6 separate regions of the Mus musculus genome follow, and all the other regions are linked to region 6. Evidence: chromatin loops called from intact Hi-C (ENCODE). Cell type or tissue: left cerebral cortex. All regions are shown on one strand. Region 1 overlaps Cdk18 (cyclin-dependent kinase 18). Region 2 has its middle 7.5 kb from the start of Gm37120. Region 3 has its middle 13 kb from the start of Elk4. Region 4 overlaps Slc45a3 (solute carrier family 45, member 3). Region 5 overlaps Nucks1 (nuclear casein kinase and cyclin-dependent kinase substrate 1). Region 6 overlaps Mfsd4a (major facilitator superfamily domain containing 4A).

The links. Peaks named below come from ENCODE experiments on the same cell type or tissue, not always from the same donor. Only the 100,000 strongest peaks of a DNase experiment are listed, where the experiment ranks them.
Region 1: a loop joins it to region 6, with 2.4 times the contacts of the local background. A loop is called at or near these places in 16 of 42 quality-filtered maps.
Region 2: a loop joins it to region 6, with 2.6 times the contacts of the local background. A loop is called at or near these places in 16 of 42 quality-filtered maps.
Region 3: a loop joins it to region 6, with 6 times the contacts of the local background. A loop is called at or near these places in 35 of 42 quality-filtered maps.
Region 4: a loop joins it to region 6, with 6 times the contacts of the local background. A loop is called at or near these places in 34 of 42 quality-filtered maps.
Region 5: a loop joins it to region 6, with 1.8 times the contacts of the local background. A loop is called at or near these places in 9 of 42 quality-filtered maps.

The regions. Positions count from the first base shown.
Region 1 is chr1:132,114,631-132,119,630 of GRCm38, reverse strand. It overlaps Cdk18 (cyclin-dependent kinase 18), which reads left to right. Exons shown (of 16, transcript NM_008795.2): 6 at 417-531; 7 at 687-781; 8 at 1,048-1,110; 9 at 1,758-1,881; 10 at 2,029-2,149; 11 at 2,650-2,747; 12 at 2,930-3,035; 13 at 3,142-3,184; 14 at 3,679-3,769; 15 at 4,089-4,166; 16 at 4,661-5,000. The coding sequence ends at 4,695. Among named protein-coding and RNA genes, the nearest start is that of Gm37120, 15 kb to the right of the region's middle. In left cerebral cortex, a CTCF peak has its summit at 2,781 (motif pointing right); a DNase peak (open chromatin) is centred at 2,792.
Region 2 is chr1:132,107,627-132,112,626 of GRCm38, reverse strand. No RefSeq gene overlaps it. Among named protein-coding and RNA genes, the nearest start is that of Gm37120, 7.5 kb to the right of the region's middle. In left cerebral cortex, CTCF peaks have their summits at 3,000 (motif pointing right) and 4,067 (motif pointing right); no DNase peak of the experiment used is centred here.
Region 3 is chr1:131,992,409-131,997,408 of GRCm38, reverse strand. No RefSeq gene overlaps it. Among named protein-coding and RNA genes, the nearest start is that of Elk4, 13 kb to the left of the region's middle. In left cerebral cortex, a CTCF peak has its summit at 2,169 (motif pointing left); DNase peaks (open chromatin) are centred at 2,149 and 4,696.
Region 4 is chr1:131,981,067-131,986,066 of GRCm38, reverse strand. It overlaps Slc45a3 (solute carrier family 45, member 3), which reads right to left. Exons shown (of 5, transcript NM_001177628.2): 5 at 3,095-4,776. The coding sequence ends at 4,339. Among named protein-coding and RNA genes, the nearest start is that of Slc45a3, 21 kb to the right of the region's middle. In left cerebral cortex, CTCF peaks have their summits at 3,000 (motif pointing left) and 4,229; DNase peaks (open chromatin) are centred at 2,988 and 4,229.
Region 5 is chr1:131,935,296-131,940,295 of GRCm38, reverse strand. It overlaps Nucks1 (nuclear casein kinase and cyclin-dependent kinase substrate 1), which reads right to left. Exons shown (of 7, transcript NM_175294.3): 7 at 3,975-5,000. Among named protein-coding and RNA genes, the nearest start is that of Slc45a3, 25 kb to the left of the region's middle. In left cerebral cortex, CTCF peaks have their summits at 2,403 (motif pointing left), 3,632 and 3,907; a DNase peak (open chromatin) is centred at 2,395.
Region 6 is chr1:132,044,488-132,049,487 of GRCm38, reverse strand. It overlaps Mfsd4a (major facilitator superfamily domain containing 4A), which reads left to right. Exons shown (of 10, transcript NM_001114662.1): 7 at 3,035-3,182. Among named protein-coding and RNA genes, the nearest start is that of Mfsd4a, 21 kb to the left of the region's middle. In left cerebral cortex, CTCF peaks have their summits at 2,900 and 3,938 (motif pointing right); a DNase peak (open chromatin) is centred at 2,917; H3K27ac peaks cover 291 bases.

The DNA of each region.
Region 1 (5,000 bases), 70 kb before region 6:
CTGTTGGGGGTATGGAAGGGTACCAGGAGAAGCTTATGTACGGTTCTTAGTGCCTGGCACACAGCAAGGACACTGTTATTAAACTGCTTTGGTGTCCTGTGTCAGGGTTGGTGGCCTGGAGGGGGTATAGGTTTATGAGACAGAAAAGTGGCTACATCACCATAATCTAAGAGCAAGGCAGAGTTATGCTAAGAGAGAGGCCGCAACATGGGAACAGAGGGACAAACGCAGTCCGTTCCAGCCGGGGACTCGATAGGGACACTTTAAGAGAAAGCAGACTTTGGAGCAAACAGAATCTGAACAGAGGGCACCCAGCTTGCTTGAATCCTAGCCCAAGCTAGGATGTAAGAGGTGGGGCTGGGAGGGAGAGTGTGAGCAGGATGATCTGGGGCTGACCAGGGATTCCCCTGTCGCAGGGTACCTATGCCACCGTCTTCAAGGGACGCAGCAAGCTGACAGAGAACCTCGTGGCCCTGAAGGAGATCCGGCTGGAGCATGAGGAAGGGGCGCCCTGCACTGCTATTCGAGAGGGTACAATGTCCGGGTCTGCACCCCAGGCCTCTGGGACAAGGGGCTCAGCAGCCTGCACCTGGTGGGAGCCTGGGTGGAGGGCCATTGCTGGCCCCAGGAAGGGATAGTGGGAGGTACTGGTGGGCCTGGGGACCCAAGTGGTCCTGTCTCCCCAGTGTCTCTGCTGAAGGACCTGAAACACGCCAATATTGTGACCCTGCATGACCTCATTCACACAGATCGGTCCCTCACCCTGGTGTTTGAGTACCTGGTGAGCTGGACTGGGGCTCACCCCTGAGGGTGGGTGAAGTGGGGTGGGGAGGAGAGAGAGTGAGGGAGTGGGAGGGATGGGCTGAGGGAAGGACCCAAGCCTTTGTTTGCCAATTAAGTTCTCATGCGGAAGTGGGCCAAGGATTCAGGGCCAGGGTACTGTGCCACCAGCAGGCATGGGCCCAGACAGGACAGGGCTTCCTTTCAGCCTGAGCCTGGACCACCAGCCAGGCAGAGGACAGGCCTGAACCTGTCTGTCTGTTCCAGGACAGTGACCTGAAACAGTACCTAGACCACTGTGGGAACCTCATGAACATGCACAATGTCAAGGTGAGGGGCCTGCCTGCAGAGACCTTCCCATGACAGCCATCTGCCATAGAACCCAGTTTAGGACGCTTCCTTTGTCACCGACTGCTGAGGTCACTCGGGAGCCTCAAATGCAGGGAAGAGGAAAGGGTCAGTGTAGAGGCCATCTGAGCACCCCAGCCAAGAACACAGACTTACCATCCTCTTCTGTCTAGCTGTGGATACAGAGCCCTCTCTAACTGAATACCAAGCCTGAGTTTACCTGCCAGAGGGAAGAGAGGCTTCTGAGAAGCTGTGTGTGTGTGTGTGTGTGTGTGTGTGTGTGTGTGTGTGTGTGTGGCCAGTTCTGGTACCTAAAGACCAAGCACATACATCCCCACCTATGGGACCCTTACTCTGCTCTCCCACCTCACGTCTTAGGGACTGCTCCAGCCTCTTCTCACTCACGGCCTCCTCTCCATCCCTGAACTCTGCCCCCATATGCGATTCTCTGGTGTCTACAGGTCCTCGGGTGGCCTACAGGGTGGGCCTTCAGGGTGGGCGACAGAATTGGGGAGCCTTCCTAGAGACTTGTTCTGGTCCCCGTTCCTCTCCAGCCTGAGACAGAGGCGTAGGGTCTCCCACGTGGGACCTAGTCCCACTAAGCTGCTCATTCTTGCTCTCTCGGCCAGATATTCATGTTCCAGCTGCTCCGGGGTCTGGCCTACTGCCACCACCGCAAGATCCTGCACCGGGACCTGAAGCCCCAGAACCTACTCATCAATGAGAGGGGCGAGCTGAAGCTGGCCGACTTTGGTGAGGCTGATGCCAGGGTCAGGTTGGCAGGAGGGTCTGACCCCTGGGTTACACGGCCTCTTCAGTGTGCAGGAATGCTGGGGGATGTCTGAGTATAGGACCCTTTAGGACCCTTTAGCGGAGGTCTAGTAACATGTCTGTTCCTAGGCCTGGCCCGGGCCAAATCAGTGCCTACAAAGACCTATTCCAATGAGGTGGTGACCCTCTGGTACAGGCCCCCAGATGTGCTGCTGGGATCCACAGAGTACTCCACCCCCATTGACATGTGGTGAGTGAGCTGCAGACAGGAGTGAACCAGGCCATCCGTACCCTTAGGCTTCACGTCTCCCTGATGTGCTGCTGTTAGCAAATGAAGTCTGAAATATATCAGGTTCTCCAAGCTTATAGAGCCTCTAACGCTATAATTCTGAGGTGGTTCCCAGGGGGGTGGAGGTGGGAATTACCAGAGGGTAGATGGATGAGGCCTCCCCTGGAACATCTTGGAAGGGGACATACTATTTTATTGTTAAAATGTACGATTTGGTGTAAAATGAAAACCAACTCAACTTTAAAGTCAGCACAGGTGTCTGGCCGAGCCCAGGGCTCCTCGGAGACTGAGAGTATTGAATCTTTTCCTGCCTAGCAGTTAAGGGGACGCAGGCCTCACAAAGGGGGTCCGTAGTGGGGGTTGGTTTTACAAGCCTTTCAAGCCCCATTGGACCCCTCACATAGCAGCCTTAGGAGGCGTGCCTGCTCTTCCTGGCCTCAGTGTTGCCCTTACTTCCGCAGGGGCGTGGGCTGCATCCTCTATGAGATGGCCACCGGCAAGCCCCTCTTCCCGGGCTCTACTGTCAAGGAGGAGTTGCACCTCATCTTCCGTCTCCTAGGTTAGTTTCTTTCTGTACGCTCCACCTCGTCACCAGGGGGCGCTAGAACTCTGTCTACCCAGAAGCACCGAGGTGGGGGGCCTGCTAGCTTTGACTACTCTGCTTTCTTCTTCAATGTTGCTCCCTCTCCATATCGGCCTCGGCCCTTCACTTATACTTCTTACCCGGTCCCACGTCTCTAGGGACACCTACAGAAGAGTCGTGGCCGGGTGTGACGTCCATCTCTGAGTTTCGAGCCTACAACTTCCCCCGATACCTACCACAGCCACTGCTCAGCCACGCCCCCAGGTAGTCCCTTGCCAGGCCCCTTGCTCCCCACTGTGATCTCCCTCCCAGAGGCTCGGGTCCCCAGCCTGCCCCTGGCTGTGCCTGTGCCAGCACCTCCTCCTTGCAGGTTGGATACTGAAGGCATCAACCTCCTGAGCAGCCTCCTCCTGGTGAGTTTCCTCCCATCCTACCCTGGGAGCGATAACGAATGAAAGCCATGTAGTTCAGACACCGCCTGTGACTCCAAAGCACTAGGTTCTGTGTTTGGTACCCAAGGCCTAGTTGGGCATTTCCAGGGGACAAAAGGCTCAGTTTTCTCAACTTCCTATCGAATATCAGTTCATCCTTTAGAAGATGCTGGGGATGGTGCAGTGCCTACCTGGGAGCAAGCACAGGATAAAGGGCAGTTAGTGGTGCCATATACAAATAGAGTTGATACTTGGAGGGTGATAGCCATGACCTTTCATGTATGTTCATCCCAAGATGCAGTCACATTCCTGGGAAGCTCTGGTGTCTAAACCGTGGTATCATAAGGCCTGAGACTGCATGGTTTGGGTTAGACAGGAGCTTCTTCCTCCTCAGCCTTCTACCTTAGCACAGGAGTCCCATTTTCTAGAAGGTTCTCCACCAGGGCCCAAGAGCCTACCTACCCTGTGCCTTTCAGTATGAATCCAAGAGTCGCATGTCAGCAGAGGCAGCCCTCAATCACCCCTACTTCCAGTCTCTCGGAGACCGAGTTCATCAGCTCCATGACAGTAAGTGTCCAAGGGACCAGCCAGAAGCAGGGATGGGGGCAGCCAGCATGGGTGGGAGAAGGGACCAGCCAGAAGCAGGGATGGGGGCAGCCAGCATGAGTGGGAGCTATAACAGAGCCTGGAGCCTTGGGTCCAGCTGAGTGTCTTGGGCACATGTCTTCCCCCTTCAGTTCCCATTTGGAGCTAAGGGGGTGGATCCCACCTGAGATGGTAGATCTTCCAGGCTGGTCTTGACTGGAGAGTGCCTGGGCTCTGTGGGGATGCTAAGTGTGGGAATGTGGTTCCACCCAAGCCTCTCCCGCCCTCTTCTCTTGCCTAGCTGCCTCCATCTTCTCCCTGAAGGAGATCCAGCTCCAAAAGGACCCAGGCTATCGTGGCCTGGCCTTCCAGCACCCAGGTAGGGCCACATGCCCCCACCCCATATCCTTTCCTAGAGGCAGCCAAGTAGACCACCTTTCCCCGGTGGAGACTCTTCTTTGAGGAAGACATGAGGGCAGCCTAGAGTCTGCCCTTGGGATGGGAAGTCAACACATAGGGAGGTTCCTCCCTCACCCAGTCCCACCCAGATGGAACACAGCCTTTCACAGTAGTCCTGGCAAGGGCAGGCCCTGACTCTGGTGTGCTCTCCGTGAAGACCCTGAGCTCCTGGCCGGTCCAGACTTTGTCCCTAGCACAACGCTTCCAATGCATTGTCTCGTGTAGCCTTTAAAACACCCTGTGGGGTTGTCACCACACATGTTCTCCACTGCATTGAACCTGAGACCCCTAGAGGGTAAGTCACACTTCCAGGAAGCTCACAAGCCACAGAGATGCGACCTGAGCTCACTGGATCAGAGCACGTGAAGGATAGGTGTCCCTTCAATCCCTTCCCCATTCCTCCATTGTCTCCAGGGCGAGGGAAGAGCCGGCGGCAGAGCATCTTCTGAACCATGCCCACCCTGCTGCACCTTGAGGGATGAGAGGCCACACGGAACATGAACTCAGGAAGTATATGGGGCCTGTGTGGCCATCAGAGGGCTGAACAATGAATGCCTGTGGCCAGCCTGGAGGGCCACTCGGCAGCCCTGTTGGTAGCATTTGCTTCCTTCCCTTGCTTGCCACACAGCTCTGTGGTGGCCTCTACCCGGATACCATTCCCCTTGTCACCCACTGTGGGATGGGGCGTGAGGTCACTTCCCGAGGGGAAGTGAGGTCACGGAGGTCCTTGGGACCCTTTCCCAATGGAAGTGCA
Region 2 (5,000 bases), 63 kb before region 6:
CTGTTCTGTGACCCTGGTACTTGAGGGCGCTCCTGCTTCCTCGACAAAGCAGTGGAAGCTGGAGTGAGCCAGGGCTTGGTCCTTGGCCTCATAGCATTTCCTCATCAAAGCATCAAAGTGTGGAGCCTCTCAGGCAACAACTAGTGATTTCTATAAGGGAAAGGAAACGCACAGGCTGGGATCCAATGAGAAGATGACTGCATGCAGCCTGGACACTAAGTGCCTCCCCTCTGCCCTCTGCCCCTGCCCCCTGCCCCTTGCCCCCTCCCCTCTGCCCAGTGCCCCCTGCCCCTTGCCCTCTGCCTACCTGCAAGGTCTGTACCCATCGCATCAAATCTCCACCACAACCTCTTTCTCCCCGATCTCATGTATAAACACTGGCATCCCCAAGGGCTGAAGTGACTGGTCACATAACAAATTAGAATCCCATGTCTGTTAAGACCTGGGGACATGGCTTGGTGGCATAGGCCTTGCCTACCATCTACAAGTCCCTGAGTTCTGTGAGCCCCAAGTTCCATTCTTAGCACCAGGAAAAAAACAAATCAACAACGACAAAAAACCTTCCCAGAATTCCAGAGCCGTGGGTCTGTGTGCAGCCCAGCCCTCCTTGGCCATTAGGGAGGAGAGGGTAGAGGGAAGGGAACATGTCAGCAGCGAGACCAGGGAAGCAGGAAGGGAGCACAGAGTAGTTTGAAGCTTCCTGCGGGAGCACTGTGAAGGCCAACATTTATTATTAGACTGCGGGCCCACTATGTGCGGACGCTGCTGCATCTTCAGAACCTTGCCGTGCTGCTGTCCTTGTGCTTTGACCTTGGTTGTAGGGATACAGGGAGAGGTGCCTGGGTCACCACTCCACTTAGAATGCCGGTGGCCTGCAGGGGGTGGGTGGGGCAGGGGTTTAGACCCTGAAGGACAGGCTTACTCTGGACTTGCCTGGACCCAGGAGACATGATGGCTCTGGAGAGGAGAGCTGGATGTGGGAGTGAGGCAGGGCTGAGCAACCAGCTATGAGCTGCCAGGGCTGATGAGCTGCAGGAGCCTCTGCTAGTGCCCTAGGGACCAAGCTGAGCCAAAACCCCTGCCTGAGCCCTGGAGCCCTGTTTCCTGGGTACCCAGAAGTCATTTCCTGATAGTGTGCCACTCTCCTAAACAGAAGCCTTTCTGCTGGAGTCCCTGGTGAGCCATTGTCCCCTCTGGCATAACATTTACTGTCCTTGGTGCTGGGTCAGGAGTGCCCAGGGCCCCATCTGACCTTCCTCCATGTCCACTTACAGCTACTGACCAGAAGGCCCTGTTTGTTGATTGCTGCAGAGCAGGGCCCACGCTTCCAGGTACCTAGGGGTTGGTTGGCGCTCCCTGTCCCACTCTTTCAGGTATGGTAGGCTTCTCCTACAGAATCCATCCCCAGGCCCTGTCAGCCTTCAAAGCTAGAAGTTCCTTGGACCTGATGGCTCCTCACAGACTCAGACACCCTTCATATCTCCACGGCCACAGCCCCGGGAAGGTTCTGGAAGGTGCAGGGCCTTCTATACTTTGCCCTGAAGTATGGAGCTGGGGTCAGAGCTGATGCCTGACAAACTCCTTTCTCCCTCCCTCAGAGCAGTTTGGCTGCTTGTGGTCCATTTTTCTTCACCTTTGTTTGGACACTTGCTTCCAATTTGGGACTCCAGAACCCCCCCTCTGAACCCCTCTGTATAGACCAAATCATCAACTTAGACATTGGTCACAGCCTTTGTGCCTGGCCCTGTGCAGGGAGCCAGGACAGGTCAGGTACAAGACACTCCTTCTTGCTTCTGAAAGCTCAGGCCTTCAGGTCAAGGTGGCCTTCTTCAAACAGATTTTTGTCAGGTACTGTGTGCTTGGCTCTCTATACTGCAGAAAGCTAGAAGGGAAACAAATGAGCTTTGCCCAGCTGAACACAGGGCCAGAAGTTCAAGAAGATGAGCTAAGGCTGCACCAGGAGATGTGAAGGCAGGGGTGGGCATGCTGGTTTGGTCAGAGGTCTCTGATAGAGTCAGGGTAAGTAGGTAGGTAAGGGGAGAGCTGGATGGAAGCCAGGAGTAGAATATTCCAGCAGAAGTCCTGAAGACCATGGGCCTGAAACTGCGCATGACACAGAGGCTGGAGCCGAACAAGCCCAACAGTGCCAGAAGGCCACTGTCCCCTGCTCCAACAAGTGGCTCCATCCATCCCTCCCTTCTCTTCCCAACCCTACCACCCCTCACCAGCCTAAAGGGGCAGCAGGACCTGCTCCTGCTCCACCTGTTATGACAGTAGCTGGTGACATTGCTGGTGCTCCTCGCTGGCTAGCTCTAGATGAGTGCGCCAACTTTCCTCATCAGACAGACAGGCCAGGGTGCACTGGTACAGTGATGAGATGTGACACCACTGGCCACTTCCCTCCATATTAGATCTGTTCTTGCCTTCTCTTTGGCCTTCTTCCCCTGCCACTCTGTGGCATCGCACACCCTGTTTTAGCTCCTTTTCCTGTCGCTATAATAAAATATCCTGACAGAAGTAACTCAGGGGAGACACAGCAACAGCTCACAGAGGTACAGTCCCTCACAGCAGGAAAACCGAGGTGGTGGGAGGTTGAGGTGACTGGTCATGTCACATCCCCAAGCAGGAAGCAGAGCTTGATGAGTGCTTGCACCCCTCCCAAACTCGCTTTCTTATCCGGTTCAGCACCCACTTTTAGGATGGCTCCCCCCTCCTTAATTAGTTAACCCATCAGTCACTCTCAGGCCGGCCCAGAGGCTAAGCAGGCATTGCAGGTGTGCCTGGAGGTTTGTCTCCCAGGTCATGCCAGGCTCACCATACCACCACAAGCCTGCCCTTTGTCAAGTTGGCACTCAGACACATCACTTATGTCATAACCTTCCATAATCTCAGGACCATTTTATAATATAACGTCTCCCCCACCACTTAATCCAACTTCAAAAGACCCTAGTCTTTAATAATTTTAACATTTTTTAAATATATGTGCCCTATCTGCATGTACACTTAAATGCCAGAAGAGGGCATCATATTTCTTTCTTTTAAAAAAATTTTTATTCAACCTTTTTTTTTTTTTAAATCCCCTTCCTGGTTCACCCTCTGGTTCCACATCCCATACCTCCTCCCCACCCGACTAGACCTCCCCACTCCCTGGGGCCTCCAGTCTCTTGAGAGTTAGGTGCATCTTCTCTGACTGAACCCAGACAAGGCAGTCCTCTACTGTATATGTGTTGGGGGCCTCATATCAGTTGGTGTTTGCTGCCTGGTTGGTGGTCCAGTGTCTGAGAGATCTAGGGGGTACAGGTTAATTGAGACTGCTGGTCTTCCTACAGGGTCGCCCCCCTCCTCAGCTTCTTCCAGCCTTTCCCTAATTCAACCACAGGGGTCACCAGCTTCTGTCCATTGGTTGGGTGTAAATATCTGCATCTGACAGGTTTCTTTATAGATGGTCTTGGGCCACCATGTGGTTGCTGGAAATTAAACTTAGGACCTCTGGAAGAGCAGTCAGTGTTCCTAACCTATGAGTCGTCTCTCCTTTTAAAAGTTCAAACTTCACTGAGACCCAAGCAATCTCTTATATATGAGTTCTTATAAAATAAAAGTTTCATGCCAGGGACCAGGCTCAGCTTAGAGAGGGGTTCTGAGAAAAGGGATGTCTGGGAGCAGCAGAAACAAATCATGGGTCTGAGCTGGAGGTCTATGTTCTGCTCCAGACAGCTTTCCAGGCCGCTTTTTCTCTGATCTGCGTTCTCTCTGGTGGTCTCCAGATGGCTCTCCCTCTCTGTTTTCTTCTTGAGACAGTTCTGCAAGCAATTCTCTCTTGCTATTCTAAAAAATAAATAAATAAATGTTCTGGATAACTCATCTTTTGCAGACCATAACCCCAGTCCTTTATTTTACATATCAATCCAGTCATTTACTCCAGGTCCCCTTTTTGATCATCCTATGAATCAGCATCCCATGACCCAGCCCCTTCATTCTTAGGAGACAGCAAGCATTTTTTTTTAAGATTTATTTATTAGTACACTGTATCTGTCTTCAGATGCACCAGAAGAGGGCGTCAGATCTCATTACAGATGGTTGTAAGCCACCATGTGGTTGTTGGGATTTGAACTCAAGAACTTTGTTCAAAGATCAGTCGGTGCTCTTAACCACTGAGCCATCTCTCCAACCCACTTTTTTTTTTTTTTAAACATTGCAAAAGAATTCAGAGCTCTGCCTGCCTCAGTTAAGCACAGAGGATAAACTGGCTGAGTGGGACCCTGCCCTGAAATTACCATTTCTACCTTGCCTGTGCCTACCCTTGCTCTGTCCCGGGTCAACCTTGAACTCAAGAATCTGCCTGCCTTTGTAAGCATAAAAAACTTAGCTAGGTGGGATCTCCTGGGACCATCACTCCCTAAATCTCTTTATCTCCTTCCTCGGTATCTTTCTGACAACATGGTTCACAGTGCAGCTGCCTCTGTTCCTTTAGCTCCATGAAACTCCTCATACAATTTATATTACAGCCTTATGTTTTACATAGTTAAGAAATTATATATTTTTGAACTCATGTTTTTAGAGCTCTTTTCCACAGCCTTAAGGGCTGTCCTAAAGGTCTCAGTGTTTACCATTTTGCTAAAACATTATCCACACTCATGCTGTCTCTGATTATCATGGAGTCCTTAACGTTAACAGGGAGGACATTCCTTGAAGGAAGAATGTAAAATATGTACACTATTATACAAGCAAGCCTTATGCCCACAGCAAGCCTTATACCCACAGCAGCCATCGACGCTCGTGGAGGCCCATGCCCTGTCCCAGGGTTGGGAGCCATGTTATACTACCCCTACCAAGTCTATGCCAGACCCTGCAGTTACATACTTCTAATACATGATGGCACAGAATTAATATTCCTATTCCAAAAGAGAAGACCCAGGGAAAATCAAGGAATGATCAGAACAAAGAAAGACCCAAACAATAAACTCTCATTCTATGGGTTTGTGTCTGGGACTTGGGGCTCC
Region 3 (5,000 bases), 52 kb after region 6:
AGATTCCCTTTGAAGGCTGAATCCCCCAAGCCACACTCCAACAATGCACTCACTCGTACGGCCAAATTTTTTTAGTACAGAACTTGAACATGGGGCCTTAAGCACGAGCAATAGTGCTCCACCACTGAGCTATATCCCTCCCTAATCTGTCTCCACTCTCACTAAATCTCCCTTTTTGGCCTTGAACTTGGGAACTTCCTGTATTAGCTCCTTAGCGGTTAAGACTACAGATGTGAGCTCCCAGGTTCAGCTAATTCAGTGTAATTTGTTTTTATTTATTTATTTATTATATGTAAATACACTGTAGCTGTCCTCAGACACTCCCGAAGAGGGTGTCAGATCTCATTACGGATGGTTGTGAGCCACCATGTGGTTGCTGGGATTTGAACTCAGGACCTTTGGAAGAGCAGTCAGTGCTCTTAACTGCTGAGCCATCTCTCCAGCCCCCGTAATTTGTTTTTAAACAGTATCACTGTGTTGCCTTGGCTGGCCTGGAACTTGCTATGAAGACCAGGGCTGGCCATAAACTCCCAGACATCACCTGCCTCTGCTTCTGGTGTGCCATCGCACCTGGTTTCTGCCTAAATTAAAAGCAAACAGAAACAACAAAAGCAGGCACAACTGATAAACAGCAGCGGCAGCCTCCTAGTCCTACAAACTCTACCAGCTAAGCTGTCCCCACCTTCCAACATGTTATTTTTTTAAATACATTTAGATTTATTTTACATGCATCAGGGTGAGGGTGTCAGATCTGCTGAAACTGGAGTTACAGACAGTTGTGGGCTGCCATGTGGGTGCTGGGGACTGAAGGGAGGTCCTCTGGAAGAGCAGCCAGTCCTTCTAGCTGCTGAGCTGTTATTCCAGCCCCCCCACCCCCCACAAAGTTATTTTTAAGAGGAGGCAGATGCTAATGTAGGAACTCTAGTTTCAGAATGAAGCCCTGAGCCATGTACAACCATTCACTCCCTGAGATGTGTACAGTTTAATGTCCCAGGAACAGCAGAAATATAGACTAGTGCCTGAAGAGAAAAAGAGGAGGCAATAGTTTACTCTGCTTCTCCCTAGCCCAGCTCCCACTATCTCAGGAGCCTCCTTCCTTCTTTTTCAAGGGAGCACCATGGAGTTTACCCATGCACCTTCTGAAAGCCACTGCAGATCCCTGGCTGAGAAAATGAGTCTAGCCTGTGGTACCCCCAAATTATGAGCTCACTGAAATGGCTCTTTATGGCTGGAGGTGTGGCTCTGTGGGAGAAAATTTGTGTGGCATGTGTGAGGTTTGAAGTTCAGTGCTCAGAACTGAAAATCAAAAATTCGAAGGGGAAAACACTTCAACCAGTTGTTTACATTTCTGTAAAAAAGCAATGCCAGCCTATTACCATCCCATGACTGTCCCAGGAATGCGGATGTGTGTGCATCTTCTGACCTGAGGAGGCCAGACAAGGATGTCAGCTATCCTGGAGGTGGAGTTGCAGGTAGTTGTGAGACCCCTGACATGGGTGCTGGGAACTGAACTCAAGTCGTCTCCATAGCTGACAAGCACTCTTAACTGCTGAGCAGTCCCGGCAGCCCTGCAGTTACTGTCTTGACCTCCAAGGAAGGTAAGAAATAAGACTGCTCCAGAGCGTCTGTAATTGAGGTGAGATTCGATTCCAGCTTTAGCATCTATGAGGTCCAGCTTACTTGGTGTTAGTCAGGTCAGGGAGTGGTTCCCTATGTACTACCCAAGTCCTATACCTCCTACACAGCCACATAATCGGTGTTCTCAGAGAAACAGAACTAGTAGGGAAGGTGTGTGTGTGTGTGTGTGTGTGTGTGTGTGTGTGTGTGTGTGTTTGTGGTAGAGATCTCCTATATGCTGGTTGTGGTAGCACGTTCTGTTAACCCACAGCACCGAAGAGGTAAGGAAAGAGGACTGTTGCCATTTCCAGCCACAGTAGCTACACAGTGAAACAATGTTTCAAAACACCAAAAAGAAAGAGCTAGAAGGAGGAAGAAAATTTACAATAAGAATTGGGGGCCGGTGGGGTTGGGATGGGGTGGGGTGGGGTGGCTCAGGGGTTAAGTGCCTTTGCTGCTTTCAAGAAACCCAGGTTTAGTTGTCCCACAATCAATTGTAACTTCAGTTCGAATGGATCTGGTGCCCTCTTCTGGCCCTCATGTGCACTGCATACATGTAGTACACGTATATACATGCAGGCAAAACACACATAAAATAAAAAATAACTAAATTTTAGCTGGGCAGTAGTGTTACGTGCCTTTAATCCCAGCACTCAGGAGTTAGAGGGAGGCAGGTCTCTGAATTTGAGGCTAGCCTGATCTACAGAGCAAGTTTCAGGACAGCCAGGGCTACACAGAGGCCTGTGATGGGGGGAAGATGGAAGGAACTGGACCATTAGGGAGCTGGGAAGATGGCTTGGTTGTTGAACTGTTTGCCATGCTAGCATGAAGACCTGAGTTCAGATGCCTTGCAGTGTATTCAATTAGTATGCCGCAGTGTATGTCTTTAAACCCAGCACAGGAGAGCAGGGTCTGGGTCGCAACAGGCACATCCCTGGAGCTCAGCAGCCAAATCAATGAGTTCCACATTCCAGGAGAGATGCTTACTCAAAAATGAAGATGGAGGGGCTGGTGAGATGGCTCAGTGGGTAAGGGCACCCGACTGCTCTTCCGAAGGTCCGAAGTTCAAATCCCAGCAACCACATGGTGGCTCACAACCACCCGTAATGAGATCTGATGCCCTCTTCTGGTGTATCTGAAGACAACTACAGTGTACTTACATATAATAAATAAATAAATCTTAAAAAAAAAATTAAGATGGAAAGAAATAGATGATAGAGGAAGACAGGACTGTGTTGACATCTGTCCATACATGTTTCATGTACATAGGTACACACAAACACATACACATGGACACAAGTATACATACATTCAGAAAACAGATCACAAAATTAGGGAGGCTGCCAAGTCCTTGAATCTGCATTTTTTTCCCAATGCCGGAGCCTCGGGAGAGCAGTGGTGTAGTCCCAGTGATGTCCCAAGGCATAAGATGCAAGACGTCAATGAGCAGCTTAAGGCTGTGAGTCAGGGGGAATCCCTTTGTATTCAGTGGAAGGCTCGGCCTTTGGGCTCCATTCGTGCCTTTACCTGATTGGCTGAGACTCACATTATGAAGGCAAATCTGCTCTACTTAGCTTGGATAAATCTTAGTCTCGTCCAAAATACCCTCTTGGAAACAGAGAATACTTTTTGACTAAATATCTGGGTATTTCATTCAAACACATAAAATGAATCATCATATTCTTTTGTGTGTGTGCACGCACGCTCACGCTTGCATGCATGTGCATGTTGGTGTGTATATGATGCAGGCATGTGAGTCTTTGGGTGTGGGTATCACTGCCCTGTGTGATAGAGGCCTAAGGAGAACATCAGTTGTCTTTCCTCTGTGGCTCTCTAGGGTCTCTCACGCCTGACGCTTACCGGTTGGATTAGGCTGGCAGGCTAGTGAGTCCTTGTAGCCCTCGTGCTGGGGTTACAGGCATGTGCAGTCATGCCTGGCTTTTCATGCCTGGGACGCACACTCAGGACATCACGCTTAGAGAGCATGTGCTCTTACACACCTAGTTGCCCCCAGCTCACCATAATAGTCTTAGAGGCAGGTGATGATCACTTATGAGGCCCAATCCTGGTTGTGAACAAGAGGGCTGCCAGATGGCTAAGTTCCCAGGACTCTGGGTACAAAGTCAAGGCCGTCTCTGGTATCTGGCTGACGTATCCCAACCCCTGTTCATATCCCATGATTTATTTCTGCTACTCTTCACAACTTTGAAATTTTTTATATTAAAAATGCAAGGCAGTTTCAGAAAAATATTATCCGTATAATTTGTACATATGTCTAAAATAATCAGTTCTTTCTCTAGTATAGAAAAACAAAAGCCACAAGTTCTTTTTCAAAAATGTGAAACCACTTCTGACTCCCATGGCCCGATAATTTCCCCTTCCCCCTGGTTTCGCTTCTGTGGTTTGTTACCCACAGTCACCCACAATTCAAAAATGTGAATGGAATAGTCTAACAGCTGGTGATTCATAAGCCTGCTTTTCTGATGAGTGCGAAGATGTCTTGTTATCCTGCCCCATCTCACCTAACTCACCCTCTATCCAATGTTTCCACAAGGTATATGCTACCTGCCTGTGGGAGCTGAGACCACATCCACACAACTTTTATTATGGATGTAGCTACAGATTGCTCTATTTTATTAGTTACTTTTGTTAATGTCACTGTGCCTAACTTAGGAACTAAACTTCAGATATTAATCATCTGGGAAAAGAGTGTTTATTATACTGGACTGGTTTAGTACTACCTGCAGTTTCAGGAATGCACTGGGGTTTTAGGACACATCCATTGTAAACAGGGCAGCTGTTGTATTACTGAACTCAGGCTAAAGGTCAGGAAAACACACAATAAACTATGTGTCAGGCAAAGGCCAAGGCAGCCTCAGCTTCAGTCTGGGCAGCTGATAGGAGCAGCAGGCTGAGGTAGCCTTCTTGCTCAGCATTTCACCCGGCCACTGTGTTTGTTCAATGGTGCTTTCAGCCAAGAGTGCACATAGTAGGAGTAACACTGAGCTAGGAGCTGGATGTGGATCACACAGCAGTGACCGAGATGCAGGCTTCTCATTGGAAGAGCTTGGTAGGGAGCAGATGGCTGGTTCTGGCTTGGGCGTCCACTCTGTTTTAGCATTACTTCCTCTAGGAAGTCTTCCTGGTGCCCACACGGCATCTCAGGCTGACCTAGATATCATCTATGCACGCGGCTAGCCCTGGGCCGCTGGTACACATTGTCACTCATTCTGTAACAGTGTCTGTGTGCCACAGCCTTGGTTGCAGACCAAAAGGCTAAAGAGGAGTGAGGGGAGGGAGAAGAGTATTGTAACATCTCTTAAAAGTTCTTGACTCAGGCTGGAGAGATGGCTCAGTGGTTAAGAGCACTGACTGCTCTTCCA
Region 4 (5,000 bases), 63 kb after region 6:
TCTATGTGATGTTTTTTAAAATTGTTTTTATATACGTATATATGTATGTCTGCTTTTCTGTATGTTCCCATGCAGTGCCCACAGAAGCCAGAAATAGGAAACTGGAGTTACAGGTGGCCGTTAGCCACCTTGTGTGCATCCTGGGAGCAGAGCATCAGTCCTCTACAAGAGCAGCAAGGGTGCTTGCCTAACCTCTGGGCCATTTCTCCAGACCTTAAGTGAGTTTTCAAAAAGATTCTTGGGCTGGTGAGATGGCTCAGCGGTTAAGAGCACTGACTGCTCTTCCAAAGGTCCTGAGTTCAAATCCCAGCAACCACATGGTGGCTCACAACCATCTGTAATGAGATCTGACACTCTCTTCTGGGGTGTCTGAAGACAACTACAGTGTACTTACATATAATAAATAAACAAGTTAAAAAAAAAAAAAAGATTCTCTCTTTTAGAGATATGCCAGGCAGTGGTAGCACACCCCTTCAATCCCAGCACTAAGGAGGCAGCGGCAGATGGATCTTTGAGCTGGTTTATGGAGCACGATCCTGGCCAGTCAGGGCTATAGAGAGAAGGGGGGGGGGACAAAATATAAGAGTGAAAAATAGAGACAGACACTGAGAGAGGTTGAAGGGTGTAATTTCACATCTGAAGAAACGAGACCCTTGAAGTTGGAGAGATGGCTCAGTGGTTAAGAGCACTGACTGCTCTTCCAGAGGACCTGAGTTCAACTCCCAGCAACCACATGGTGGCTCACAACCATCTGTAATGAAACCTGAAAACCTCTTTGGGGTGTCTGAGGATAGAGACAGTGTACTCATATACATAAAACAAACAAATCTTAGAAAGAAAGAAAAGGGAAAGGTGGGGGCTGGTGAGATGGCTCAGTGGGTAAGAGCACCCGACTGCTCTTCCAAAGGTCCAGAGTTCAAATCCCAGCAACCACATGGTGGCTCACAACCATCCGTAAAGAGATCTGATGCCCTCTTCTGGTGTGTCTGAAGACAGCTACAGTGTACTCACATGTAATAAATAAATCTTTAAAAAAAAAAAAAAAAAAAAAAGAAAAGGGAAAGGAAAGGGAGGGGAGGGGAGGGGAGGGGAGGAGACCTTGGCAATAATCTCCAGTGGCTTAGATGGAAGGTTGGTGGGAAACTCTAAACACACACACACACACACCAGAAAAACAAAACATAGGGCAGGAAGACATTTTATACCTATGAAGGATGCTTACAGAAAGGACCACCTGTGATACAGTCTTACCAAAATAAACCCTGAGTCTAGCCAAGCCTCTATCTTATTGGCAGCCTATGGGGGTGCGGGAGGAGTACCTTAAGGCTGGGGGCATAGCACAGTGATAGAGCACTCACCAGAATACCCAAGGCCCTGGGTTCAATTCCCAGCACCACAAAAAGAAAAAAGAGGACCATCTTAAGCAGACCTGAGGAAACAGCCAGGCCAATATGGAGTGTGGGCAACACTTCAGAAAAATCCCAGGACTCTTAAATGGCAGGCTAAAAATAATAAAAAGGGGGACAGACACCCAGGAATGCAGGAAACAATTTAGCAAAGCAACTAGAGGTAATGTATATAAACTAGGGCCTGTTTTAAACCAACTATCAGTGTTTATTGCTGTGAAGAGACTCCATGACCATAACAACTCTTATAAAGGAAAACATTTAATTGGGGCTGGCTTACAGCTTCAGAGGTTTAGTCCATTATCATCATGGCAGGAAGCATGGCAGCATGCAGGCAGACATAATGATGGAGGAGGAACTGAGAGTTCTACATCTGGATCTGTAGGCAGCAGGAAGAGAACAACACTGGACTTGGCTTGAGCTTTGGAGACCCCAAAGCCCTCCTCACCCCCACCCCCAGTGACACACTTCCTCCAACAAGGCCACACACACCTCCTACTCTTTCCAAGTAGTGCCATTCCATGATGACCAAGCATTTGAGTATATGAGCCTAGAGGGGCCACTCTTATTCAAACCACCACACCAAGCAGCACTGACACTCACTCTCCTTTGGCAGCTAGCTGTACATGACCTGAATAATTAATTACCCTATGCTCCATTAGATAACATGGCATACAGGCAAGTAATTAAACAGTCTTCTTTTAAACTGTGGTGTTTGAGTGTGTGTGTGTGCGTGTGTGTGTGTGTGTGTGTGTGTGCAGAGGCAGAAAGAGGGTGTTCAGCCCCCTAGAGTTGGAATGACAAGAACTTGTGAATGCTGGGCACAGAACTCCGGTTTTCTGGAAGAGCAGCAAATGCTCTTAGCCACTGAGCAATCTCCCCACCCAGAATACTTCTCTTGGAGCTACATACCAAAGTTTTACAAGTGAAATAAAATGGCATAGCAGAGAATTTTAAGAACTAACCCCTGGAAAGGAACCGATTTTTGAGTTGCGAAGCCGGGGTCTGGTTATACCACACATACTGTTTGACAATTTTCACAATAAAGTTAGATAATACAGAGGACTTTGTTTTGTAATATTTTATTGTCATTTATGTGTATGTCTGTATGATGAAGTCTGAGGGTCATCAGATCACTTGGGACTGGAGTTACAGGCAGTTTTGAGCCGCCTGGTACAGGTGCTGGGAGCTGAGCTTGGGTCCTCTGCAAGAATAGTACGCACTGACCATTGAGCCATCTTCTCCAGTCCCATAGAAACCTTTTCAAAAGTAAAACGAGCCCTCGTGTGGGTATTAACTGTGCTGACCACTCTAGAATGTCAGGGGCAGGAATGTCTGGGTTGGAGAGCTCAGAGAGAGGGCAAGGCAGGAAGGACTGAGCTGGACCAGGTGAGGGTATGATGTGAAAGAACGTTGCCATGGCAACTACTGAAATCCTGCCTCCACACGCCAACTGTCCTCACTGTGAACGCTCCATCTTCAGTGACCCCTGGAGAAGCAGAAAACTGCACAGTGTTGCACTTAAGACTCTTCCTGTCTCTACCTTCAGTCCCTATGCCTGTACCTGGCCCATGGCTCCACCTGCTGGCCACACATGGGAACTGACGCTGCCAAAGCTAAGAGTCCCCCAGGAACAGAGTGAGGCTGATTTTAGAATGGCCTCCTCCTCATACAGAAAAGACAAACACATATCAAGTAAACATATACGAAGCTTTTAATTTCATCACCATAAACATTATACTCTGATTTATCACATACGGTATAAAATATTTACTCTGCTAAATAAATAAGACATAGATAACATTATTGCAATCAGCACTGAAATCCCCCTCGACGTGATGAGCTCACTGGCTCTGGCGGGGAGTACTCCTGAGTTTGTGTGAGATTCCCCAGGCTGTGACAGATATGCCCCAGAGGCTGAGATGGGCAGAAGCCTAAGGAACCACATTTGTGCTTAGGATTCAGAAAGCCCCATAGAGAGGTCCTGGAGCCAGGGGACAGACTTGGAAGGGCAATCTCTTCACAGTCCTTTCCCATAGGGAGAAGTGGGCAATCAGGGAACCAAACTGGGTCAAGAGAGAATTGGGATTTGGTATGCTGTGGAGACCTTGGGTCCCAATCCTTGAGCAGGAACATCTTATGGCTCTCAATTAGGATGAAGAGATTGCCCGAGGTACTGGGCTGAGCAGTTTGGGGGACCATATCTATCACCCCAGAAGAGGAGTCTGGCAATATCTAACACAGTGACCAGCTATTTTAGGGGACCCAGTTTTGGGGAATCCCACCCTACTCAACTCCTAGGCACAACATAAAAAGGCTGGGAATGAATTTTCTTCTCATTTGTTAAATAAATAATAAATTAAATATTTAAAGGCCTGTGTCTCTGTGGCCAACAAGCTGAGCCATTTCCTGAAACAAGTGGGGGGTGGGAGACTCAGCAGAAAGGCAGTGCTGTAGATCACGGGGTTTCATCTTGCCTGCTAGGGTTCCTCCTTCCAACTTCCACCCTGCCAAACCCTGTGGAGGAGAGCATCCTACAAGAAACTCCCATGCAAGAGCAACAGTGGCAGAATCTGGTCAAGGGACTTGGAGGGAAGTTTGTTCAGGTCCCCCAAATCCTCCCTCTGGTGACTTAAGCAGGAGGTTAGCTGTTAACCTGGAGCCTTGATACAGGACACCTGAACAGACCACATTTCAATCCCTGCAGAACTTCAGAATGACTTCCATGCGAGAGGCTGCCAGTAGGCCAGCCAGACTCTGAAGCCAGAGCCCCGAAAGCTCTGGCTCCTATCTGTGCAACAATACACCTCACTGCCTTAGGGTGGCAGCAGAGAGCCACTTAGGCGACAAAGACCTGGAGAGGCCAGCTCTGCAGCCCTCTAAGGGCTGAGAACCCATGAGGCAGACCCTCTCTTTGATGCCTTACACAATTCTACACTGAGTATTTGGCCAAGTCGTTCTTGTCAAACACTACCTGTGTAGCAAAGTAAATGGCGACCAGACCCAAGCCTGCAGCTGATACCATATAGGCAGTGACAGAGTGGCTCAGCTGGACAATGGAGCCCATGAACAGGGACGGAGCCACCTGGGACAGCAGAAAGGCACTGTCCAGAATGGCCAGGTCCAGGCAAATGCCCCGTCCCGTAACAACCCTGGCCTCAGGTGGCTCACCCACCACCACTCGCATGGAGACATCGCAGGCAGAGGCCCCACAGAGTGCAGGTGGAGGGGCCAGGATGCCGCTGCTGCCAGAGCCCACGTGTCCATTGGGGAAGAGAGCTCCTGGCTTAGGGCCTGGCAAGAAGCTGGTTGTCTGGCTGTCCTCACCGCTGCTACCTCCAGCGTCCCCTCGGTATTTGGGCAGGAACACCTGAGGGTGGGGATAAAAAGGAAACAAAGACAGGTGTGTATTCAGGTGCGGGGATTCCCGTATATGACAACAGGCCCTCACTGCCTCTAATCAGGGGCTATAGGAAACCAGGCAACTGGCTTTCAGGGGGGGGAAAAAAATCCAAAACCTAAGGAGGTGCTACTTGGTGTGGATTCCAAGCAGACTCTCCACCCCCACCCCCCACCCCCTTAACATGGTTGGGG
Region 5 (5,000 bases), 110 kb after region 6:
ATTTAGTAAAGACCAGTGTTTCTTTTCTTTTTTTGTTTTTTGGAGACAGGGTTTCTCTGTGTAGCCCTGGCTGTCCTGGAACTCACTCTGTAGACCAGGCTGGCCTCAAGCTCAGAAATCCTCCTGCCTCTGCCTCCCAAGTGCTGGGATTAAAGGCGTGCGCCACCACTGCCTGGCAAGCCCAGTGTTTCAAAACCTACTTTTGGTTAGTTGTTTCACTAAACACATTTGGCTCTGTGTGGGTAAGAATCATCTCTCACTACATATCTAGTCCTTTAGGATTACAAACTGGCAGTTTTGTTTTTTTTTTTTTTTTGTTTTGTTTTTTTTGTTTTTTTTTTTTTTGAGACAGGGTTTCTCTGTGTAGCCCTGGCTGTCCTGGAACTCACTTTGTAGACCGGGCTGGCTTCGAACTCAGAAATCTGACTGCCTCTGCTTCCTGAGTGCTAGGATTAAAGGCGTGCGCCACCACACCCGGCTAAACTGGCAGTTTTGTAATCCTAAAACTTTAACCATCATTTTTGTTAGACCAATGACTTCACTCACCTGCTCTAGTCTTATGTCGAAAGGAACACATACACACTACCTATTCCTGTCCAAGATGGGGGGAAAATACAACTAGAAATATACATAACATTCTACCTCGGCCAAAGAGGTGTCTTTCTTTAAAAAATAAAAAAAAAACTTTGTGTGTGCGTACATGTGTGTGTGTGTGTGTGTGTGTGTGTGAGAGAGAGAGAGAGAGAGAGAGAGAGAGAGAACACATGAATAGATGCCTCCAAAGCCCAAAGGCATGGGATCCCTTGGAGCAAGAGTTACAAACAGGCAGTTGAACCAACTGACAGAGCTGACAGGGGTGCTGGGAACTAAACTTGGGTCCTTTATAAGAGCAACAAGTGTTTTAAACCATTGAGCCCTTTCTCCAGCTCTCAAAGAGCTGTCTTATACATTTAAACAGAAAGGACATATATATGTGAATATACACACACACCCACACACACAAATCTTAACAGCTAAAACATTATCAATCACACATGTACACACATTTCCTTGCTGTTCCTTAGATTTAATAACCATCACTGTATGCCTGCTTAGAGCAGCACTAAGTCAAGACCAACCATCATTTCCAACATTTTGTTATCATGCTTAAGTAACTATTTGCTTTACTAAGCTGGAAACTCTGGCTACACCCTCTGGCTCCCTGTCCCCAGAATTAGCACAGCTTGCATTCCACAATATTTGTCCAGGACTTCACTATCGAAACAGGGAGCACACCCCAGAGTACAGATTTCTCCTGGCAGTGGTCCAGCCAGAGCATGTTAAAGTTGGTAGCTGTCCACTGGGCTGAGAGAATGGAGGGAAAGAGAAACATGCCATCAAGATCAAGGAGTGGCCAACCACTCCACAGTCTGAAGAACAAGGCTCTGTATTTAATGTGTGAATACTTGTCAGGACTGAAACCTTCAGCATGGAGGACAACTGCAAAAGTTAACACCTGTTTCAAAACAAGAGTTACCACTGAATTTTGAAACCTCAATGCACACATTCATTTTAGGATGCTGTTTGCAAAGCTTCAAAATCCTAAGAGGGGAACAGTACAAGAGAACATGTGTAAGAATCAGATCTGACTCCCCATTTAAAACCCAGATGGTGACTGCTGCGCGTTCCAGTGGACCCACCAATCACAGACTGTAAAGCAGAGGTGACAGGCTGTGCTGACGGGGGGGGGGGGGGGGGGGGATTGATAAGACACAGCATGGGAAAATGGGGAGCAGGCATGGCTGGCAAACACTACCCTCTATTGGCCGAGGGCAACTGCTATAAAGTCAAGCTGATTGTTCTTAATACATATCTTATTTGAGACAAGGGCTATTATGTAGCTCTGGATGTCCAGGGACTTGTATGTAAACTGGGTTGGTCTTAAACATAAAGAAATCCACTTGCCTCTGCCTCCCAAGTCCTGGTGTTAAAGGCAAGTGTCATTAGGCCTTGTCCTTAGTAACTATCTATAGACATATCCTGCCACTTCATTAAATCTGCAATATAATTTTTTGGACTGGTTCAAGTGTCCTGCGGTATATGGAGATGCCAAAGAACAGCAAAGGGCAGGCTGAGGATGCAGTTAAAGGTGGAGCTTTTGCTAATGTGTGTAAGGCCTTGGGTTTAATTCATAGCACTGTAGGGAGATTGGGTGTGGGGGGAGGTAGGAAAGTTTGAAAATTTCCAGAGGTAGGACACCCATATGGCCCCTATAGACAAAGCCTCAAATTATTTGAACACCTTCGATTTCTGATTATGTTTAAAGATGGTTATTGAGATGAGCCAGGCGTGACGGCAAAGCATCTGAAAAATGATCCAGAAAGCAGGCACACCGCTTGCTCAGTGTTGGCAAACACTGCCCTCTGTTGGCAGAGGATGACTGTTGTGACATCAAGCTGATTGTTTCTTAAGAGACAGTCTATTGTGTAGCACTGCATGTCCAGGAACTTGCCCTCTTCTGACCTCAGTAGGCACCAGGCATGAATATGGTACAGACATACACGCAGGCAAACATTCATACACATAAAGTACAATAGGTAGATCTTGAAAAAAAAATTCTACAGAAACCAACTTTAACCTGGTGCATACAACTCCATGAAGAATACAAAGTTTGCTGGGTGTGATGGTGCACACCTTTCATCCCAGCACTCAGGAGGCAGCATTAAGGCCAGCCTGCAAGTTTGAGAGTTCCAGAATAGCCAGGGCTACACAGAGAAACCCTGTCTTGAAAAAAAGAAAACAAAACAAAAAGAAAAACCAACAGCAGAATACAAAGTTTGAGAGGCATGGTGGTACATACCTTTGAATCCAAGTACTCAGGAAGGAGGAGAAGCAGGTGGGTCTTTGTGAGTTCAAGGCCAGCCTGGTGTACATAGTGACTTCCAGGACAACAGGGCCTACATAGAGATCCTGACTTAAAACAAAACAAGCAAGCAAACAAAAAACCTTATATAATCTCCACAGAAGATACAATTACAGTGTTACAGCAAATATTTGGCTATTTTGGCAAGTAAGAGAAAATACTGGGGAGGGGGTACCCAAATAGCTAGTCTCAGTTCATTTCCAAGGAGGCATCATATGCCATGTCCCCAATCTAAGCAATAACACACCACAGAAAGGACTATGGTTCTTTACTCCTGGGAAGCGTACTTTTCCTTCATAAAGTTGATTCTGGCTTCAGTAGCTGGTCTGGTACTATGTCTGTTACAAGATGGTTAGTGTGGCTCCAGTACTTGACAATCTGTGTCCTGTAAACATAAACACACTAACTTTCCTTATACACCTGGTTGTATACTTCAATTGCCCTTCTCACTTTACAACTTTGCAGATGAGAAAAACTGCAGATGAGAGATCACATATCCAATCCCTCTTCACCAATCAAAAACTTAGTCATGGGGGCTGGAGAGATGGCTCAGTGGTTAAGAGCACTGACTGCTCTTCCGAAGGTCCCTAGTTCAAATCCCAGCAACCACATTGTGGCTCACAACCATAATGAGACCTGATGCCCTCTTCTGGAGTATCTGAAGACAGCTACAGTGTACTTACATATAATAAATAAATTAAAAAAAAAAAAAAAAGCTGGGTGGTGGTGGCACATGGCTTTAATCCCAGCACTTTGGAGGCAGACTGATTTCTGAGTTTGAGGCCAGCCTGGTCTACAGAGTGAGTTCTAGGACTGCCAGGACTACACAGAAAAGCCCTGTCTCAAAAAAACCCCCCAAAACCCACACACAAATAATAATATATATATTAAAAACAAACAAACAAACAAACCGTTGTCAACCTATTGTCCCTTGATTGTTTCTAGGCACTGACTTCTGCTGTGTTCCTTTTTCAGCACAGGGGGAGTCAGAGAGTGATGGGCTAAGGTAACTGCTGCACAATGGTCAGTGTATTTGCTCTCAATATCCCAAGAAGCACACGAAGCACACATCTGGGTTACAAAAGCCCTTTTATAAAGCCATTTTTAAACAAAACAAACCAAAAGGTTTACAAAAGAAAAGAAAAAGATACAGAAAAAGAATAACTTGCTTCATAATGTCCCCAAGAGAAAAAAAATAAAGGGGACAATACCAACATGCTCAACAATAAGGGGTTCTTTTCCTTATTTCTTAATACAAAATACAAGCAAAGGATACGCATACTTAAAACAAAGTTCAGGAGCAGACAGCAGTCCTGGAAATCCTTCAATCAGAGCAAGGCAGGAGTTTGTTGTTGTTTATGCAAATGCGTACAGACCAGGATTATGTAAATGGATGAAATGAAGTATCACATCAGACCATCACATGAGCCTACCAATGCATGTTGCATCTATAATTCATGAACATGGTCAACAAAATCATGTTCACTTCAACTCGGTATCATTTAAATTAAAGAAAAAACCCTTTAAATAAAGTGGTTACATTCAAACTTTAGCTTCCTTAGTACCATGCTGCAAATTTCAGCACTGCTAAGGTATTGCAAGAATGCCCAACACTCTGTTGTCTAGCCATGTATCAAGCCACACTACTGTATGAAGAAAAGGATGCCAGGCTCTCAGCCATGGCCGAAGACAGGCTAACTTTCTGACCCTTTCTGCTCAGAACATGAAAGATTAAAGACTAAAATTGAGGAAGACTAGGAGTTTTTAGAACTGTCAAATTAAGTCTAAAAGATGAATGAAGGCAAACTGATCACGGGAGCTGAGCAACCTGGCAGTCTTATGCCTTGCAGAGGAATGAAGCATGGAAGGTTTGCTGTAATATGTTCACGGTACACAGACTATGTAGAGCTCTTATTTACAAATCTTGTAACAAATACTTCCAGAGGAAAAGGGAAAGAATTCACTAACTTCCAGAAGACAAAGGTTTAAATGCCAGACATTTACAAACACGCACTCACACATACCCACATCACACTTCAGGGTTTTATACATGTTATTTTTAGGGCATAACTGAGTACTATACTCCCCAACCCTCCAT
Region 6 (5,000 bases):
TTCTGAACACAACTGGTGGGCAGCAGAGAAGGGAGGAATGGGATGTACAGCTTGTTAATGGGCAGAGAAAGACACGTAGAGAAAACTCCAAGTTCAGTGTGGATCACACTGTCAGTGGTCCAAGAGACACTGCATCTGCAGAACAGCTTCACATGCCTGTCTGGAGTTCTGGACCAACATCATGGTTTTAAGGACAATAAGCATCCCTAGCATGAAGACAAGTGAATCTTGTGACTATAGTGAATGGGGATGTAGACAGAAAACCTAGGATAGAATTCTGGCCATGCTTCAAAGAGAAAGAAAGAATAAATAGAGCTGTAGGTTCATCTTTGCCAAATAAAAAATATGTTGTATTTGGAACCACAGTTATATCTGTGACTTCTGCTGCTATTATTATTATTATTATTATTATTATTATTATTATTTATTACATTTGTGTGTGTATGTGTGTGAGTGAGAGACGTTAGGGGGCACATATGGACCATGGTATATGTGTGGAGGCAAGAGAACAATGTTGAAGGTTTGTTTGTCCTCCTTCCACTTTTTTGTGGATTCCAGGGCGTCGTGTATGGGTGTTTTGCTTGCATGTTTGTCTGTGCGCCTCTTGCATGCCTGGTGCCCACAGAGGCCAGAAGAGGGCATCAAACCTCCTGATACTGGAGTTATAGATGACTGTGAGCCATCATGTAGGTACTGGGACTCAAACCCACGTCCTCTGAAAGAGCAGCCAGTGCTCTGTCACTGAGTTATTCTCCAGCCCCTGCTTTCCTGGTTTTGTTTGAGGTAAGATCTTACTATACAGCTCAGGCTTCTATTCCTAGGCCTCCTGCCTCAGACGCCTAAGCCCCAGGATTACAGGTGTGCACCGTCATGGCCCACTGCCTTGTATTTTTATTATAAAAGACATCGTTCAAGTTACCTCTCCAGGGAGAAGGGGTGTGTTCATCTTCAGCCACCATTTCTTGGTGACCGTCCTAGGGCAGGAAGGGTGAGTCTGGGGGTGATTCTAGAATGCATCCCTTCTGAGAGATCTTGAGGCAGAGCTACTGAGGTTCTTGTGCTGGAGTCACTAGACTCCCTCTTCCAGTGTGAGCAAAATCCCCCAAGACCTGTGACTCTCTGAAGGTCCCTTTCTTTCAGCCTACCCAGTCCTTGTGGGTTCCTGGACTAATTGTGATGTTTAGGTCTGTGTACATATTTTCCTAGAAACAGATATGCAGATATTTACCTGGAATGTTTTCTGTTTTGTAGCTCTGGGGATCAAACCCAGGGCCTTGGGTGCCCAGGGTAAGTGTTCTAAATCTGACCTACATGCACAGCCCAAACCCAGGAACATTTTCCCTACCAAGCTAGGACTTAGTATAGAGCATGAGGTTTCTATAGAACACAGAGTGCTGGCTGTAGCTCTGTGGTGGAGTACTTACCAAACATGCACCAAGCCTTGGGTTTGTCTCCCAGCCTTTGGAGAATGCTAGAGTAATATACCATTTGTTGGAAATGCAATAGTTTTGAAGTCTCTTGTATCATTTCACCATCAGCCTTGACATCCTCTTGCTAACTGAATGAAAAAGGAAGGAAGGAAGGAAGGAAGGAAGGAAGGAAGGAAGGAAGGAAGGAAGGAAGGAAGGGAGGGATGGGAGGGAGGGAGGGAGAAAGGGAGGGAGGGAGGGAGGAAGGAAGGAAGGAAGGAAGGAAGGAAGGAAGGAAGGAAGGAAAAGGGAAAGAGAAAGGGAAAGGGAAAGGAAAAGGAAAAGGGAAAGGAAGGTGGGCAGGCACTATTCCTAGGTATGGTAGAGGAAAGGTTTATTGTAGATAAAAGGGAGAACATAGCCAGAGGCAGGGACATCTGTGAGAGTCCAGAATGAACATGACCCTGAGCCATGTGAGGGGTTGGGGGAGAGAAGAGAGGAGAGCCAGACCAAGAGGGCAGGAGAGTAAAGGGTAGACCAAAAAGAGACCATGTAACTAAAATGTATGGATTATATAGGAAGAGCAGCTGGGGAGGCCACCCCAGCCCCTGAGCTGGAGAAGTTTAGGGTAGAGAGTAGGGTATGCCAGCCATTTTACTCTATGACAGGCAGGGACTGAGGGATGCTGGGAGAACCTGGTGGTCAGTTCAATTTGATATGTGAAATAAGCACCTCAGAGATTTGTGCCTGGTTTGAGACCTCACAGTAACTACTGGTGTAAAGATAAGAATGTAGAGTTCATGGAGACATCGACTTCAGGGCTCCATGGCTGGGAGGCATGCAGTTAAGACCTGCAGTAGGAGCTGCAGACTCTAAGCCTTGTACAGCTCTGGTTTCTTCCCAGCTGTGGTTTATGTGAAAATCATTCAATGCTTACATTAAAAAAACATTTTTTAAAAAGAGCTTAAAAACTGGGTTGTTTAAGCAAAATTCTGCCTGTGAGGTAGGGACCTTGCTAGGCCACAGAGATCTGAGCAGGCGATCTGAGCTGGTGATTTGTTAGCTCCAGCGCATGGACCACAACCTTCTCCTAGGGTTTTTCCAGTGGGATTTAAGTCAAATCTAAGGAGCCCCAAGCTGGTTGCCATAGCCACTGATCCTCCTGGGTGCTTGTGTTGAATTCCCAGGGAGTAGGAAACCAAGGTCCACCACCCATCCTGCTGGCTCATGGCTTTCTCACTCTGGACACTAGAACTTGGGTGTCAGAGGAAGAGAACCGAAGAGTGGGGTGTTAGACTGCCCATCTCCATCATCGGGAGAGGGAATGTTGATGACCTGGATTCAGAGAAGTCGTTGGGGACCCTCGGTCATTCCCCCAGGGTTTACTGGGTGTTGGGGTGGGAGGGTGCAGCTGCACATAGATAGGTGCTGGGAGGCTCAACTCCCTAGACCTCCTAGATCCCAAACTAGGAACCGTGCAGGTATCAGTGAGACCACACGGTGGCGCATGGACCACACCGTTCTCCCGGGCCAGCAAGGATGCCCCTGCCCGAGTGAGCGTCCCTTTCTCTGAGATGCCCGGAGCCTTGTGCCCTCTCTAATTGCCTCTGCCTCTGCCGTGACAGGTGGGAGTGGTGGTGACCTTCCTGATGCTGCTTATCTTCTCCTACAATGTCATCTTCCTGTTTGTGGGGACCGCAAGCCTGGGGCTGTTTCTCAGTAGCACCTTCCCCAGTATGCTGGCCTACACCGAGGACATCCTCCAGTATAAAGGTAAGTGTCAGAGGAAACACAAGAGCATGCTTCCTGCCGCGGGTAGACACTTCCTCTCCTGCCCCCAGCTTGCTGGAGTGTTCCAGGTCTGGGCTTTCTCTTTACCAGGAAAATCAAAACACCTCCTGGCATGGTTGGGGACAGCCATGTTTGGTCATGGATGCCCTGTCCATGGCTATGTGTCCTACATGTGTCCTCGCAGGCCTCTGGGAAGCCTTGTGGCTTCCTTATCCATTTCCTTCTTTCTTCATGATGTTGCGGTACTGTTTATGGATCTACAACTAACTAATGTTGGCTGTCATGGTATCTGGTCTGTAACTTAGAAGAAAAACAATTCGTGTGGTCAATAAGTCAAAGTACCAAGCGTCTTCAAGTTTCTGGCTCCTGGATCCCCTGAGTGGGTTCAACACACAGCTGAGCTGCATCTCAAACCAGGGAAAATTCGTTTAGCCTATGATTCTGGAGCAGCCCTGGCCATGACGGAAGTGAGGGCAGAAAAAGCATCAGCCAGTGTCAGCACCCATCCTGAGAACACATCTGTGTGCTACTGAGAACATGACATGCCCAGGGGACACAGGAGACATGGTCCCTTCCCTCAGCTCATCCCGGAGGCACTCAGATTTTCAGGAGTCAACTAAGTGAGAAACAGGGTTCTCATGTCAGGGTTGTTTGTTTTGTTTTGTTTTTTAAGATTTATTTATTTTATGTATGTAAGTGCACTGTAGCTGTTTTCAGACACACCAATAGAGGGCATCGGATCCTATTGCAGATGGTTGTGAGCCACCATGTGGTTGCTGGGAGTTGGACTCAAGACCTCTGGAAGAGCCTTCGGTGCTCTTAACCGCTGAACCATCTCTCCAGCCTTCCCCCCCCCCCCACCCCCCATGTCAGTCTTGAGAGAAGAGCTGATGTGCTAGTATGGCAAGTCTGCTGGATGATCACTCAGCTCCATCTTCCTGTCACTCCCCATGGTCTGGGGCTACAGTCAACCTTCCTTTCTCATCATTTACTTGCTTGGCATATTTAACAGTGCTGGACTGTCCAATATCCAGTCCCTTCCTGTGCTTTCATAGGTCTGGACTTGTTTCCCTTCAGTCTTGTCTGACCCACTGAGCATTTATGACCCCCTGTGGTTCCATACCACACCCTGGGCCCAGGCTCCTCTGAGTGGAGAGGTGGCCTGTTCTGATGGGATCTAGGTGTGAGGACGTCACAAGGTCACTCTCCAAGCTGCTGCAGAGGGTCCTCTGAAGCCCAGCTGGCTTCTGCACCAGTAGGGAGCTCCTTTTCTCTAGAGCCTCTCAGAGCTGCAGTCTAGCCACACAACTCCTCGGAGTTCCTTGATGACACAGAAGTTACTCTGAGCCACCATGCTTTGGGCCAGAGCCACACTTGTTCTGGACTGCCTCCAACTACTCCACCACCCCCACCCCCACCCCCACCCCATGCCCTTCCAGGAAGTATCTCTGATCTCCATGGAAAAGGGTGTCCTCTTCTTTGTTCTCCACTGACTAGGCCTGTCCCTGCTATATGACCCATCTCACAGCTTCTGTACCTAGGATATGTCCTCTCCAATACACTCCCAGAAAGGGACAAAGAGTATGTAGGCTCTGAGGTCATCATAAGCACAAGCATACCTCCACATTTGCAGGCCTATGACCCCAAATGACATAATTTCTTCTCATTGAAGCTTGGTTTTCTTTTTTTTAATGAAAATTTATTTATTTTATGTATATGAATACACTGTAGCTCTCTTCAAACACACCAGAAGAGAGCATCAGATCCTATCACAGATGGCTGTGAGCTACCATGTGGTTA